Linked DNA regions of Homo sapiens: regions 1 and 2 are each linked to region 3. Evidence: chromatin contacts called from ENCODE Hi-C or POLR2A ChIA-PET data. All regions are on one chromosome and are shown on one strand. The core of a region is the stretch at or near the end of the contact, and the rest is flanking DNA. Distances in the headings are between cores, read along the strand shown. Region 1 overlaps UST (uronyl 2-sulfotransferase). Region 2 has its middle 48 kb from the start of UST-AS2. Region 3 overlaps ZC3H12D (zinc finger CCCH-type containing 12D).

Region 1 (3,714 bases), core at 479-2,978, 450 kb after region 3:
GTTTTCTTATATTCCTCCAAATCGGAGATGAATTTTAGCAACTTTATCCATTAAACACCACTCACCTTTTTAAAGTTGCCTAATTGTAATCTTTTTTTAACATACAAACAACTTTTAACACTTAATATTCAACTCATTTTACTAACATTGTTTTACTCAACAGCTCTGTTCACTGTTGCTTTTTATGCCCTTGTACCTTAATTTCCCCCATAATTCATCTTTTAATAATGCTTTTAATGAACTCAGTAAGTAGGAAACTCTCTGTGTCTGAAAAAGGCCAGTGGAATGATTGTTTAGCTGGGTATAAAATTCCAGGTTCACAATTTTTTTATCTCAACACTTTGAAGATATTACTGTACTGTCATCTGATATCTATTGTTGCTGACAAGAAGTCTGCTATGAGCCTAACTATGATTCCTTCATTGGTCATCTGCTTTGCTTCCTTTTCCTTGATATCTTCAGTTTCACTCTAAAATACTTGTGTGAATATTTAAATTTGTTTAATCTGTTCAGTACTCCCAGTGTACTTTTAGTATGAAGGATCACATCTCCAGGCCAGGCGCGGTGGCTTATGCCTATAATCCCAGCACTTTGGGAGGCCAAGGTGGGCAGATCCGAGGTCAGGAGATCAGGACCATCCTGGCTAACATGGTAAAACCCTGACTCTACTAAAAATACAAAAAAATTAGCCAGGCGTGGTGGTAGGTGCCTGCAGTCCCAGCTACTCAGGAGGCTGACGCAGGAGAATGGCATGAACCTGGGAGGTAGAGCTTGCAGTGAGTCGAGATCATGCCACTGCACCCCAGCCTGGGTGACAGAGCAAGACTCTGTCTCAAAAAAAAAAAAAAAAAGAATCATCTCCAATTTTGGAATATTTTGTCCTTTAATTGCTTCAAATATTTCTTCCCTAACATTTTTCTATTCTCTTTTTTCTGGATCTCCTATCAGATGCCTGTTGAAACTTTACAATATTTTTTCCATGTCTCTTAACTGCTCTATCTGTCTATCTGTTTCTGAATTCCATTCTTGGTGAATTCCTCTTGACTATTTTCTAAATCAATTAATATTCTCTTTAACTTTATTTAGCTTAGAACTTATCTATTAAATTTTTACTTCAATAACCATATTTTTCATTTTACTTAATTATTTTAAAGATATCCTCATGTCCTTGTTTCATGTCTCTCTTACAATTTTCTGCTCTTTTTAAATGGAAGCTATTCATTCTTTTGTCTTTTCAAACATCCTAGGCACACTTATTTTAAAGACTTTGTCAGGTTGTTCCTTAAAGCCATCTGGAGTGTATTCATATTCCAGTACTAGATTTTGCTGCCTGCCTTTCTTGGTATTGGATTTTTTTTCCATGTTCCTTAGAATGTATGGTCTGTAGGCTCATTTTGGGTAGGAGATTCATAATCTGTCTCCGTCTTCTTCCTCTCTCTGCTGCCTCTCTCCTCTCCCTGTCTCTCTTTCTTCCTCCTTCTCACCCTCTGTCTTATTCTAGTGGTTTTGTGGCTTCTACCATCCGGACTCCCGGGTCCTGAGTCCAGAATCAGGTCTTAGTTTTACTTCCCATCTTATGAGAGCAATGAGAATATTACACATTTGCTTACAAAGGAGCAAATAGTTTGGTTCACTTCTTACTTGTGAGTTTGTGGTTTTGTTTTTCCACCTCTGTATATCTCTAGCCTCTTATAAGGGCATAGTTCCAGGCAGAAGATGAGCAGTTGCTACGTTTAACTTCCTTTACTTGGAAAGTGAGGGGAAGTGTGGCTTCTCACCCCATGCCTTGGTTTAAAGCACTGAGCCTGGTCTGGCCCTCTTGTTGGCCAGGACACTTCTAGTCTCCTTGACCTTGTCCTATTTCTGGCTGCCACTACTGGATTCTGGACCAGAGCCCAGCTGGCCTGTGGATTCATCATTGCTCACCACTCAGGAATTCCTCCATGCATGAGGATGTTCTTATTTTATAATAAAGCTGGTAAATCCTTTGGATTTCCTCTTTTTATATTCTATCAATCATTACAATATATTTGGGGTCAAGAGAGTGTGAACTCAGTATACCATCTTGATTGGGAGCCCTGTATGGGCTATTCATGCTTCTTTGCTACAGGAAGGTCTATCAGAGGAAATGCTGAGTGTAGAGGCATGGATAACCTGGGATGTAAGGAGTGAAACTTGCAAAGTTAGAGGAAAGAAGTTGAGTAAGATGTCAAGTCTGTGCCAAAGCAAGGTCACATGTTTAGAGAAACGTAATCATTTTTGCTCTATATGTCAGAGGGTAAAGGACAATGCACAGTTTAAGTCAGACATCAAACAGCATTATTCCTGAGGGTTCTTCTTACAGACCCTGTGAGACACTGTTACATCATAGCAGTGAGTTTGTCTTAATGGTGTTGCTTTGAGTCTATTATTAGTGTTGCATGTTGCCAAAAGTTCCAATATTTGAAGTATGCCATGAATATAAAAAGTTATAATCTTTGTTCTACATATTCTGTATCAGAATTATATTCTAACCTAGAAGATTTGCTTCTCTGTATTACGGTATCCACCCAGTGCCAGATAGGTGTTCTATTATAGTTTCTAAAAGTGGTCTTTGAAGATAATGAAATTTTTATTTGAATTATGCTATGCCTAGCAAATCACCATGGAAGTCTGGGTGTCTAATGAAAGATTTCAGATGATACTACTGTTTTTCAATAAACAACATCATAAAAATTTCACCAGTAAAGTCCAGAATACAAGTACCATTAAATTTTGAACAAAAAGTACTTAAGTGTTCATATAGATAAAGATATATCATTGTTGATACTTTTTCTTGCTAGATATCTGCATGACTGAAATGACATTATATGACCTATAAACTACTCCCTGCTGGAAAAGGTGCATTCCAGATGCGGGCTCCACTCAGAGGAATAATGACTTCGGGATTTTGCATCTTGGTTGTCTGTGATTCTCATCTCTACAGCCCAGAAGGAGCCACATGGCTGGATCTCTGCCACTGGCTGACTGCTGTGAGTGCTGCAAGTGCTGCCTTGGTTAACCAGGCATGCACCAGCCACCTGGGCTGCAGTGCTATGCTGCTTGCTGCATTCAGACCAGCACATACATGGCAGCAGCCTCGGCCTATAAGGGGCTGCGCTGATTATATTCTGAAGCATACAGTCAATGGGACTATCTATCCTTCTAATATTGACTCATCTTGAGATGCTGATGAAACTCTTAAAATAAGCAGGAGGTCGGGTTTATGGATGGGCCCGCATCCCTACCCGCTACTTAGCCACACAGAAAATGGAGAGATCACCATTGTGAGTTTTCTCTAGGAGGGGCAGTGTGATATTATATGAATGCACTGCCAGTGCATCCTATGGGGGCTACAATTTTGCTATTCTCAAGCTTAAAATAATCATGGAAATATATTTTAACTTTTTTGTGCTCTGCATGTAATACCAGAAGGAAAAGGTGTTTATAAAACGTAGGCCAGAGATCAGAAGGAATACGGCAGATTTTGGTGAAAAGTTGAATTATGAGGTGGAGACAAAAGAATCATTCACCTCAAATCTGTTCATTTCACCTGTTATAAGAAGCCCACAGCATAGTCCACGTCTCCACAGTTTAGTACTTCCTGGAGGCAGTACTGAACAGAAAACTCAAGCTCAAACATCTTCCCAGCCAAAATGAAGCTTTGTGACTGTAAGAATGGCAGGAATTCCTGAG
Region 2 (3,664 bases), core at 704-3,203, 370 kb after region 3:
GTTCGTCATCTGATGCAAATATATTTTCTTCAAGCACGATGCACGGACCAAAATTGAACCACAGCAAGAGGAAAACAAGTCTTCCAATGAGGAAAAATGTAATCCAATAATTTGCATTAAAGCATTGTTTCTCAAAGTGTAGTCTCCAGAACACTAGTTCCACAGGATATCAATGGGTCTTATGCAAATAAGGGTTTCATGGCAAATACTTTTGAGAAATTTGAAATTCAACAAAAGATCAATTAATTTTTAAAAATGCTTCAGTATGCATGAGTCCTTAGTATACTCTGAATATACTACCATACTGTGTAACACCACACTATGAACTGCAGCACTTCCAAAATTATTTAACACGATTTTTTTTCATGCCTATCTCACACACTTGGTTCATGAATTATCCTTTGAGAATACACATTGGACTAGAATTTCACTAGTTTCCAAAGATGGACACCATACAGGAAAGTGTGCCAAAAGGAGAAAAAGCAAATAGTAAATTTGATATGTGCAAAACTTAAGGTGACTATAAGGAAGTTTGTGGTCAGTGTCTTAACTCTCTTCTGCATTTGAAAGATTAGTAATACAACACATTAAAGTTTTTCAACATGGCAGTCCTATGGGGAATCAACCATGCTGGAAACATCACCAGCCCACAAAATCATTGCCAGATTTTTCCCACATCACAGCAGTAACACTACTTCTGAGAATGAGAAATGACCCTCCAAGAAGTTTAGTACCCCCGTCCTGCCAGGTTTCCAATTTTTACTAACACTTTTCTTTGTGCACAACCTGTATTAATTCACATGGATGTTTTAGGCTCATTATTACCATTAGTCATGGGATCACAGATACACACAGTAGTTTAAATAAGTTAGAGGAAGCCTGTATTTAGTACAAGCTGTGAATTAGAGCTGAATCTTCTAACTTGCAGCTAGACAAACTCGTCCCAAAGAATGCTTGAGAAAAGTGGAATTCCACAGACTGGTTTATCTTGGATAATGGCACAGTAAACAGAACAGTGGAAACCAGGCCAGGAGGAAGGGACCGATGCTTCTTCAGGACAGGTCCTTGCTGCATTTGCTCTATCTCATGCCCAGGAGGATGTGCCTACTCCTGGGAGCTCAATTCACATTTCAGAAATGCTGCTGTCCATCGACTCACAGCATACTGGGCAATGCCACTTGCAGACATGAAGGAACGGGGGCTTCAGGCAACCTGGAATGACTATATGTAATTCTATGCCCTCTTGCTGGGGATACAGTGTTCTGTGGTGAGAACAAACCTTTCATCAGCTTAGGAAGTGTTGTGGCTCAGTCTTTTAGCATTTAGGGGTCAAGGGTGGGAAATGGTTCATCCCAGAAGCAGCTCTTGGTTTTCAGTAGATGTTTTATTTTCTTTCTAATGTTTTCCAGCTGAGTCGATTTCAGACCGATGGAGGTCAAATGATTTACACTGATGCCCAGTGAAACAGAACAGCTGGGACTTGAACTCGGGGACTTGACTGGTGGGCAGCCCCCAGCCTAGTCAGTCAAATGCTCTCCTCCCAGGTTTTTACTGCCTCTCTGGTTGCACCTCAAAGGCAGCCTGCTGTGTCTGGCAGGGCCCATCTCCTGGGCCGTGTCTGCTCCTGACTGGAATAAGAGGCCTGTGACAGGTCAAGTCTGAATGTTCTGGCAGAGCGGCACAGGGCAGACTGCTCCACCCCTGCTCAAAGCACACAGCGTCTGGTGAAAGCCAGATTGAAGATAGCTAAATGCGCATGCCAAGATTCCAAAAGGAAAAACTTAGCTCTCAACTTTCCTTTGCATGGTGATTTTTCATCCTCTCCTTTTTCTTTTTGTAAAAAGGGAATCCCCATGTTTACAAGTTGAAATCCAAAATGCACAAGTGGTCAGTTCACAATTCTGTGACCCATGAACATCTGTGGGCCTGGGTGTTCCTTGGGAATCTGCAGTGCTTGGAGCAGTGAGCCAAGCCTGCCCTGGCAGAAGGGAATTCTCCAGTGAGTCAAATAGTCCTGCGAGTGCCCGGGGTCTGCTTCTCCTCTGGTTCTGCTTTCCTGGGACATGTCTGTACTTGACTTCCCCTAGTTTTATGAACTGCATTTTGACTATATTTTTGGAGGTGGGTCCATCTGAAACTCGTTACAGGAAGTAGGACAAGAATCTTCATTTTGCCTTTAAGAGAAATAAAACTCTGTAATCTGAGATGGGCAAACATGCTCCAAGTCTGTTTACCAAGGAACAAGAACCTCTCTGTGTCTTTTGAGCAGACAGAAAAATTAAAAATAAAATATTTATTTGGGATTTGTCTCTGAGGACTTCAGTGACTGAAAACCAATAGGGCCTCCCCTCCCTCTGTGGAAAGGCGAGTTCCAAAGCCCCGGCTCCCAGGAGAGCCCTATGGTGAGGCTGCTCCAGTACAGCAGGTGGCAGTGGGTGTGGCTGAAAGTGCCTCATCACTTTCATTCTGGATCCTAGGTCTGTAGATGGGCTTTGGCTATATCATCTTTTTAAAGTTTTAATTTGGTAGCTGCTTCAAAAGTTAAGGGAACCCTCAATGGGCAAAGTTAGCATGTGACATATTTGTGTCTCCTCTTTGGACCTTGGTTTTCCTTGTCTGTAAAATGAGGGAATGGACCAGATCACTGCTCCAGAGCCCCAATGCAACTATAGGAATCTGCACTTTGAGGCTTGCTTCTCTCCTAGTAGGAATTCAGTTCCTCTGCCCTAACTTTTCTGCTATAGTCTGGGTGTTATGGGCTGAATTGTGTGTCCCCCACAAATTCATATATGAAAGTCTTAACCAAGTATCTCAGAATGTGAGCATTTTTGGAAATAGGATCTGTATTAGTCTGTTTTCACACTGCTAATATTAAGACATACCCAAGACTGGATAATTAATAAAGGAAAGAGGTTTGATTGATTCACTGTTCAGCATGGTTGGAGAGGCCTCAGGAAACTTACAATAATGGCAGAAGGGGAAGCAAACATGTCCTTCTTCACATGGTGGCAGCAGCAAGAAGAAGCGCCCAGCAAAAGGGGAAAAGCCCCTTATAAAACCATCAGATGTCATGAGAACTCACTATCACGAGAACAATAGCATGGGGGTAACCACCCCCATGATTCAATTATCCATCACCGGGTCCCTTTCACATGTGGGGATTATGGGAACTACAATTCAATATGAGATTTGGGTGGGGACACAGCCAAACCATATTAGGGTCTTAAACGAAGTCATTAAGTTAAAATGAGGTCATTAGAGTGAGCCCTAATCCAATATGATTGCGGTCCTTAGAAGAAGAGATCAAGACACAGACAGGCACGGGGGAAGGACACGGGAGGATGCAGGGATAAGGTGCCCTCTGCAAGCCCAGGAGAGAGGCCTCAGGAGGAACCAACCCTGCCAGCACTTCAATCTCGGACTTCCAGCCTCCAGAACTATGGGACAATACACTTCTGTTGTTTAAGGCAACCAGTCCGCAGCACTTTGTTACGGTAGGCCTAGCCGACTAACACCACATGATATCACAATGAATGTGCTGGGCTGTGAAAGAAGTTCTGTGTGTTTTTCTTAACAGACTTGGATTTTTGGTTTTAGCCCAAAAAAGACTTTTCTGTAGCAGGATATTTAAAACATTATGTTTGTTTATTTTTTACAGATTTCT
Region 3 (3,387 bases), core at 334-2,833:
CTCACTGCAAACTCTGCCTCCCAGGTTCAAGCAATTCTCCTGCCTCAGCCTCCCGAGTAGCTGAGATTATAGGCACGCACCACCATGCCTGGCTAATTTTTTGTATTTTTAGTAGAGATGGAGTTTCACCATGTTAGCCAGATGGTCTCGATCTCCTGACCTTGTGATCTGTCCACCTCGGCTTCCCAAAGTGCTGGGATTACAGGCTTGAGCCACCGTGCCTGGCTGTCTTTTTTTTTTTTTTAAATCAAAATTTTGAATTACATATGGGAGTAGGCAACAGATTTTTTTTTTTCTTTGACAGGGTCTTGCTCTATTGCCCAGGTTGGAGTGCAGTGGCATGATCACAGCTCACTGCAGCCTTGAACACCTGGGCTCAAGCGATCCTCCTGCCTCAGCCTCCCAAAGTGTTGAGATTTTAGGTGTCAGCCACTGAGCCCAGCCCAGAATCTTTTCTTCTGGGCTGTAAATATCTCCCCCTGCCTGGCCCTGACTCTGGGTTGAAATGTTCAAGAGAACCTGGCTGGTTCATGTAGCCCTGAAATAGGCCTCTTGGGTCAGTTCATCCCAGACCAACCGGCTATGGCTGGAGGCAGAGAGGGACACAGGGCCACAGGCACAAACCACTCAGCTAATGGTGAGGGCAGACACTGGCAAGGTGGATGAGGGTCTGGAGACCCGAGCAGCGTGTGACAGAGCACAGCCAGCTGGGCTGTTGCTCCCATTTCCATTTCTGTTCCAGGCAGTGTTAGCTTGGCCCTCATTCTGGGCTCTCTGACTGACTTTTTGGAACGTGGTTTTAGACAAACTCCTCAGCTCTGTGAGGGCCGGGACTGTATCTGTCTTACGTGCGGTGTCTCCAGCACGCCTGGCCCACAGGGGTGCAGTAACTAGTTGTAAAGGAATGACCGAGTGAATGGCTATGGCTGGGGAAGGGTCGATGGGGAAAGAGGTCTGGGCTTAGGCTGCTTGCACACGGCTGAGCAGCTGCTGACTCTGGACCCAGGGACACAGTGTGGTGTTTGAGAAAGGGCTGGGGCTTTGGAGAGGGCAGGTGAGGTTTCCATCTGAGGCCCTGCCACTTACTGGCTGGGAGTCAAGGGGGAACCACTCAACCTCTCTGAGCTGAATGTTCTTCACCTTGAAAAGGGATTAATAATGTCACCTCTGAGATCATTGTGAGGACTAGAGAGAATTGTGCCCCAGAAGTGGTAGCAGCTATTCCCAGGACATGGTGCAGCAGGGGGTACTGTGGTCCCCAAGGCCAACTGCCCCTGCAGCCGTGGAGGTGGAGGGCCAGAGGCATGGCAGCAGCGCCCTGCAGGAGCCCCCATTGTCATTTCCAGCTACAAAAGGCCAGCGGCTCTCACTGTCCGTCTGTAGCCTGGAGGAATCTGGCTAGTCTGGTAACTATGGGCTCCAGAAATCCTCACTGAGCTCTCAGGGACATGGCCATCTCTGGCCTGATGACAGCCTGGGGCGGGAGCCAAGTCCTTTTGACGCACTGGCCTCCGTTAAGGGCCTGCCAGGAGGCAGGACCTGCCGCCCGCTTGTGAGCGAGGGCGCCTGCCCTGGTGCCCCGGGCACGTCCACAGGGCCCTCTTGGCACAGCTCCTGCTCCTGAGAGAGCAGGAGAGGAAGTCTTTGGGAACGTTTAATAACCACAGTGGGCGGTTCCCCAGATTCTTGGTCAAGGCCCAATTCTGAGAAGCCGGCTGTGCAGCTGGGAGCTGAGCTATGGAGGCCACACAGGGCCGGGGATCACCCAGCTCTCTGCAGAGTGGGACTTCAGCATGACTCTGGATTCTTAGGGGGACAGCAACCCATAAAACATCTTCTCCTTGATTTACAATCCCAACCTCTCTACAGAACCTTTGTATGACCTGGAAGTGGCCTTGGGAACAAAAGTATTTATGTAAAAAGTGGACCTCACTCAGCGAGGGGCGTTTTCCTTCTGAGGAATTGGGTTTTCCCTGTTGAACTCTGAGCATGCATTCCCTTCCTCATTAGGGCTCCATGCCAGGGAGGAGAGAAGGGCAGATCAGGGGCAGGGCAGCCAAGGAAACTAAGACCAGACCCTGTGCCCCCAGGGTGCGCAGAGGAGGAGGTTAAGTCTGCGAGGTGGCTGTATGTGCAGGCAGCACCTGGGATCCACTTCCTCACTGATTCAAACTCCCTGTTCCTATTGAATCTCTTCGCCTGGAGGTTCACAGCCCAGAGCTGTGTTTGGCACGGGGTGAAACACAGGAGAAATGGGACCTAAGCCTCAAGGAGCTCATACAACTCTGAAACCTTCTGGAACTGTTTTTTGTTTGTTTGTTTATTTAGAGATGATAGAGTCTAGCTCTGTTGCCCAGGCTGGACTCCTGGACTCCAGGGATCCTCCTTCCTCAGCTTTTCTAGTAGCTGGAACTACAGGGGTATGACACCACTCCTGGCTTTTCTGGAGCTGTTAACCTCATAGAGGTTTCTAACCTTTTGTTGAGGACAGTGGGAAGCCAGAGGAGCCCTTAGAGCAATTATACTTTCATTTTCCTGGATAAAAATCACCTGGGAAGTTCTTTTTTTTTGGAGAAGGAGTCTCACTCTGTCATCCAGGATGGAGTGCAGTAGCATGATCTCGGCTCACTGCAACCTTCGCCTCCCGGGTTCAAGCAATTCTCCTGCCTCAGCCTCCCCAGTAGCTGGGACTACAGGTGCCCGCCACCATGCCCAGCTAATTTTTGTGTATTTTTTAGTAGAGATGAGGTTTCACCGTGTTGCCCAGGTTGGTTGTGAACTCCTGAGCTCAGGCAATCTGCCCACCTCAATCTCCCAGTTGTGCAGATTCCTGAACAACTTCAGATTCTGATGAAGCAGGTCTTGCGCGAAGCTCGGAGGCTGTCATTTTTTTTTTTTTTAGCCAGGATCTCACTCTGTTACCGGGGCTGGAGTGCAGTGGCACAATCATGACTCACTGCAGCCTCCATCTCCCAGGCTCAGCCATCCTCCCATCTCAGCCTCCCGAGTAGCTGGGACTAAAGGCATTCACCACCACATCTGGCTAATTTTCTTTTTTTTTTTTTTTTTTGCTTTCTGTAGAGACAAGGTTTCACTATGTTGTCCAGGCTGGTCTTGAACTCCTGAGCTCAAGGGATCTTTCTGCCTCAGCTTCCCAAAGTGTTGGGATTACCCATGTGAACCACTGCACTCAGATGACTGCATTTTTAAGTTGCTAGGTGATTCTGACACTGCTGGCTTGAACCACAACAGGAGAAACACCCAAAGAGGGCCAGAGCTGTGCTGTGTGCTCTGCATGGGGTTCAGTGTGAAGGGAAGGTTTTGCTTTAAGATGCTGTGACATCCTGCTGGGTGATGGTGGGCCCGGGGCCGAATGCTTCCTGGTGT

What was found. A loop is a pair of places that touch in the nucleus more often than their neighbours do. ChIA-PET counts read pairs that join two places held with the same protein, here RNA polymerase II (POLR2A). Pooled maps may share reads with other maps.
Region 1: a pooled map shows a loop between it and region 3 (3-fold over the local background). The contact joins two enhancer-like sites. A Hi-C loop is called at or near these places in 2 of 50 pooled maps. POLR2A ChIA-PET finds 5 or more read pairs at or near these places in 2 of 52 experiments (OCI-LY7 and activated T-cell).
Region 2: a loop to region 3 is called in a pooled map, with 2.3 times the contacts of the local background. The contact joins two enhancer-like sites. A Hi-C loop is called at or near these places in 1 of 37 single-sample maps with no recorded cell type and 5 of 50 pooled maps. POLR2A ChIA-PET finds 5 or more read pairs at or near these places in 3 of 52 experiments (AG04449, BJ and activated T-cell).

What each region holds. Positions count from the first base shown.
Region 1 is chr6:148,998,210-149,001,923 of GRCh38, reverse strand. All of the region lies in intron 5 of UST (uronyl 2-sulfotransferase), which reads right to left. Among named protein-coding and RNA genes, the nearest start is that of UST-AS2, 33 kb to the left of the region's middle. Within about 2 kb of position 1,728, at least 13 of the 41 ENCODE cell types and tissues checked have a DNase peak (open chromatin) inside an H3K27ac peak, as active enhancers do.
Region 2 is chr6:149,078,385-149,082,048 of GRCh38, reverse strand. No RefSeq gene overlaps it. Among named protein-coding and RNA genes, the nearest start is that of UST-AS2, 48 kb to the right of the region's middle. RefSeq lists an enhancer at 1,957-2,076. Within about 2 kb of position 1,953, at least 19 of the 41 ENCODE cell types and tissues checked have a DNase peak (open chromatin) inside an H3K27ac peak, as active enhancers do.
Region 3 is chr6:149,452,812-149,456,198 of GRCh38, reverse strand. All of the region lies in intron 4 of ZC3H12D (zinc finger CCCH-type containing 12D), which reads left to right. Among named protein-coding and RNA genes, the nearest start is that of ZC3H12D, 31 kb to the left of the region's middle. Within about 2 kb of position 1,583, at least 23 of the 41 ENCODE cell types and tissues checked have a DNase peak (open chromatin) inside an H3K27ac peak, as active enhancers do.